Regions from separate parts of the Homo sapiens genome. Here region 1 is linked to region 2. A link is a loop called in an ENCODE intact Hi-C map of the cell type or tissue named here. Cell type or tissue: heart right ventricle. All regions are shown on one strand.

Region 1 (2,500 bases), 51 kb before region 2:
AGTAGGCATGTCATGGTCTGGGGCTAGAATTCATTTTACAGTGGCAGCGATGAGGTCAGAAAAGGCCTCAGATTGGCAGTATAAAAATTAGTTCCACAATTTACAGCTCACAGCTCACCAGTTGTAGGACTTTAAGAAACTCACTTAATTAGCCAGGCATGGTGGCAGGCACCTGAAATCCCAGCTACTCGTGAGGCTGAGGTGGGAGACTCTCTTGAACCTGGGATGTTGTAGTTGCAGTGAACTGAGATTGCACCAAGGCACTCCAGCCTGGGTGAAAGAGCAAAGCTCCGTCTTAAAAAAAAACAAAAACACACACACAAAAAAACAAAACACACACACATACACACACACACACACACACACACACAAAATCATTTAACTTCTCTGAGTCTCAGATTCCCCATCTGTCAATTGGAAACTATAATAGCTCTAGATTATGAAGAGTCACCAGTTGAGGTAAGATGTGTAAAAGATTGTGCCTAAGTTCCCATTTATTTCTGGAACAAAAAGTATATTGATAAATATGTACATAAAATAGAAAGGGATATGAAAATAGACGGCGTTGGTATTCTTTTCTTCTGTTAACCAAGCCAAGATGTTCACTCCATTGTCCTTTGCACCTAAACTTCTTGCACTCCCCCACTCACCAGTGTGCCATGAAGATGAGTTGCAGTTTTGTCTGTCTCATCTTCTCCACTTTTCTTGTCATTGACCCACCCCTTCTCATCATTAACCACTTTTAGTGAGCTAAGAACATAACAGAAGGCGCCCTTCTCCAATTGTGAATACTTCCTCAAGCCTTCTCCTTCCACAAAGTCAAGAAGGACTAGACCCAGCCTGCAATAGGAGCGTTTATGACAAATCACAAATTTGAAACCCTTTGGCTATCATATTTATGCAGCTGGTGGCAAGGGTTCATATTTGAAGCTTCAGACCAAAGAAAGAGTTTGCTCCTCAGCCCTGATGCTGCAGGCTTGGCTTCTGAGTGTGGTCACCTACTGACCCTACTATTTTAAGAAAAACTGGAAAGGCCAGTAATTTGGATATGGTCCTAGCTCAAGATACATTACAGACTGTCCCCAATTCCCTGGATAGCCCGTGGCTGGAAACAGTGCATTCCTGGTTTATTGCCAATGTCCTTGATTTGCGTGCTCTGCCATTTACTTAGAACAATCAGGCTACGTTGCAAGCCAGGGCAACAAAAACACCGCCAGGAGCCAAATAGGCTCACAGGGGATGCACCAGTGCCTTGGTGGCCCTGAACACTTAAGTGATTTTGTTCCCCTTCCAATTTCGTGTGGTACATTAGCTTTTATCGATAGCTCATAGCTTCAGCAACTGTTCTTCGTTTTACTAACCTGAAGGACAGAGGAACAAGAGGTACCCACACAGCTGATATGCAAGAAAAAAAAAATAGCACGGGATGTCTTGATCAGTCTCAATGATTTCTTCCCTTGCTACAGCTCTCCTTTAATGAGGGAGTCACAATTATTGCAAGTTAATCATGTCTCAGTCCCCCAGAGGGAGAAAGAGTGAAATGACCACTTGAAATCTGACCGTGGCTCCCTCCAAGAAAATCCTGGTGGCACAGCGAGGCATTCATGAAACTGCGGGCTCTGATTTATATCACTGCTATGGAGACTGGCAGAAGGATTCTTCGGTGTTTTCATAATACAACTACTAAACAAAAGTTAGCCCAGGAGCTAGATGGGAAATCTATGTTATGGAAGAGAAAGAGATCAATTTTTTCATTGCTCTAAAAAACTTAACATTTCCAACTAGAATCTGCACCTTGGAGCAATGCAGTGAGTCTATGACTCACGGATGCTGTGAATGCTGTAACTGCTTCCCTTTCTGCGTAGTATGTGATCACCTACGGTTTTTAAAAACCATTATTGTTAAAACCAAAACAATCACAGATATGATTTGTTGAGTAACTATCACAAAGGCCAGACACAATTCTTGTTTATTTTTTGAGACGGAGTTTCACTCATCGCCCAGGCTGGAGTGCGGTGGTGCAATCTGGCTCACTGCAAACTCTGCCTTCCGAGTTCAAGTGATTCTCCTGCCTCCGTCTCCTGAGTAGCTGGGATTACAGGCACTTGCCACCAAGCATGGCTAATTTTTGTATTTTTAGTAGAGATGGGGTTTCACCATGTTGGCCAGGCTGGTGTCGAACTCCTGACCTCAGGTGATCCACCCACCTCAGCCTCCCAAAGTGCTGGGATTACAGGCTTGAGCCACACTGCACCTGGCCGGCCACACACAATTCCTTGCACTTTACCTACCTTGCCTCAATTCATTCTCACAGCAATCTAAGGAATTATAAATTTGTATTGCTATTTTGTGGCAAAGGAAACTGAGGTTCAGGGAGCATTTGAAATTGTCAAAAGCCTCAGCAAGGAAGAGAAGGAGCCATGATGTGAATCAAAGTCCACTGGAGTGTAAAGATTTATCTATGGTGTTGACCTCTATCTGCCCTTCACCTGACGTACTT
Region 2 (2,500 bases):
GCCCAGGCTTAAGAAGCAATACTTTGAAACTGCAGTTGGCTAAGCTTCCCTATTCTTTGTGAATCAGAGTCAGGGTTGAAGAAGGAAAAAAAAAAAAAAAAAAAAAAAAAAAGAATAGCACTAATGTTTAAGAAAAACTGGCAACAGGAAAATGTTTAAGCAACTTTTCATTCCTTAGCTCCACCAGGGATTACAGAGGGTTAGGGGAAGGTTTGACCTTTGTATTTCCACAAACGTACTTCAGACTGTGGGATCAAAAACAGTTGGTCAGAACCCAAGCCAAGTCAGGACTGGTTTGGGCAATAGCTCAGGCCCAAGGTATTTACTTGTTTGTTTCTGTCTAATAATAACTTACTCTGGGACTTGCAATGGAATCTTGGCTATTTCTTGCCTTCAGATGTTTGTAACCAGGTGATGAAAAATTTTGGAAACTGAAATAGATTACACAGATGAGTACTTGGCATTGCATAACTTTTGACTTAAAGATGATCTTCTCAAGAAACCAAAAAAAACTGAGCCACAAAATCAGAGCCAACCCCAGTTTCTTCACAGCAATTGCTCATTTTTAGATGATACTCTACATTTTAAAGTGACATAAAAGTGTCCTGAACATTGTACTACAATTTGGTTGTGCTTTTAATGTGACACAGCTACATCTGTATTTACTATTACAACTCAGTACCCAAAAGATGAAAATTTTTAAAGACAAACGGCCAGGCTTTTGTGGAAGAAACATTTCCCCTCATTGTATCAAAAAAAAAAAAAAAAAAAAAAAAAAAAAAGAGTGGCTCCTTCTTGTCTGGTAGATTTCAGTAATTGGCAGGATTTTGAGTAAGCTCTTTTAAAAGCCCTCCATTTCTATTTTCACATTAAACACACTTGCAATATCTATTAAAAGCACAAATACTGAAGAACACACCAAGACTATCAATGAGGTTACATCTGGAGTCCTCGATATATCAGGAAAAAATGAAGTGAACATTCACAGAGTTTTACTTCTTTGGGAACTCAAATGCTAGAAAAGAAAAGGGTGCCCTCTTTCTCTGGCTTCCTGGTCCTATCCAGCGTCCCAAATTTTACATCAATTCTTTATCAGAGGGTTTATCAGAGGGGGTCCAGTTAGGGATTTAGTTTAAACAACAGATACTGGATTCTGCCTTCATTTTGGGGAGTATTTATTCACATTAAGGCAGAGGGGATTCCATGCTAGAAAAGCAGAATAGAAGCAGGAATGTTTCTGCCATGTTCTGGCTATGACCACTTGGCCTTACAGTTCTAGGGTGATTGAGCAATATCCCAGGAAGGACACACAAGGTCACCCAGGAGACTTGGGAACATCGAGAGAGAGCAGGGCCAGTGAATGGGTTGGGGAGAGAACCTCTGAGCCCTGTATATATCTTGGAAGTCACTCTCAAGTTTATATTTGGGCAGACAGAGCCAGATGTCAGCATGGACTCATAGGCAGCCAAGCAGCAAGAGGAGGGTCACTGAAACACTGGCAGAGAGGTCTGCGTACAACTGTCCTTGGCCTCAGACAGATGCATTGCAGTTCTAAAGCTCTTTTGCTCCTTTTCAGATTTCCTTAAAAGAACAGGAAGGGAAGGAAGGATTAAAACCCAGGGGAAGCAAAAGGAGCCATGGCTCAGACGAAGTTTCCTTCCAGAGAGACTCCCTCTGCCCCCATAAATGTGTGTTTTGGAGGACAGCTTACGCATTGGGCAAGGAGGTCATCATGGTCTGAGATTTCAAATTCTTGGTCAGGGTCCTGGCAAGAGGCAGATGGTACACTCAAAACGGGTAACGTAAGAAGTGTTTAGTAAAGGCACTGTTTGTAAAGGTCGGTGCAGGGTTTAAGGAAACAGCAAGGTTTCATGCAATGTACTCCAGTTAGTAACAGCAGGAACAGCTCCTGCCCTTGTCAGCTAAAATGTATGAAACCTTCTTTTTTTTTTTTTTTCTCGAGACAGAGTTTCATTCTCTCAGCCAGGCTGGAGTGCAGTGGCACAATCTTGGCTCACTGCAACCTCCATCTCCGAGGCTTAAGGAAATCTCCTGTCTCAACCTCCCAAGTAGCTGGGATTACAGGTGTGTGCCACCATGCCTGGTTAATTTTTGTATTTTTAGTAGAGATGGGTTTTCACTATGTTGGCCAGGCTGGTTTCAAACTCCTGACCTCAGACAATCTGCCCACCTCGGCCTCCCGAAGTGTTGGGATTACAGGCGTGAGCCACTGTGCCCGGCCTGGACGAAACCTTCTACAGAGGAAGGTGGTGAAGTGACACCCTGCAGGGAGCAAGCCTGAAAATTAAATTGCTAAATCCAACCAGAAGAAGAAAGGGCAAGAGAGCCAACTATGGTCAGCTTCCAGGCCAGGTGGAAGAATGTGGGGAGCACAAAGGTAGCTGGTGCACAGACCGCACGCGAGAGAGCCCAAGGGTGGTTTTGCAAGGGCAGATGACAGGACTAGTGGGGACAACGCCCACAGTTCCCCAACTTCAAC

What was found. A loop is a pair of places that touch in the nucleus more often than their neighbours do. Peaks named below come from ENCODE experiments on the same cell type or tissue, not always from the same donor. Only the 100,000 strongest peaks of a DNase experiment are listed, where the experiment ranks them.
Region 1: it touches region 2 in a loop (2.7-fold over the local background); 1 of 110 quality-filtered maps calls a loop at or near these places.

Annotation. Positions count from the first base shown.
Region 1 is chr16:78,865,356-78,867,855 of GRCh38, reverse strand. The region is part of intron 8 of WWOX (WW domain containing oxidoreductase); the gene reads right to left. Among named protein-coding and RNA genes, the nearest start is that of WWOX-AS2, 370 kb to the right of the region's middle. In heart right ventricle, no CTCF peak of the experiment used is centred here; a DNase peak (open chromatin) is centred at 1,135.
Region 2 is chr16:78,814,785-78,817,284 of GRCh38, reverse strand. All of the region lies in intron 8 of WWOX (WW domain containing oxidoreductase), which reads right to left. Among named protein-coding and RNA genes, the nearest start is that of WWOX-AS2, 320 kb to the right of the region's middle. In heart right ventricle, no CTCF peak of the experiment used is centred here; a DNase peak (open chromatin) is centred at 1,428; H3K27ac peaks cover 2,064 bases.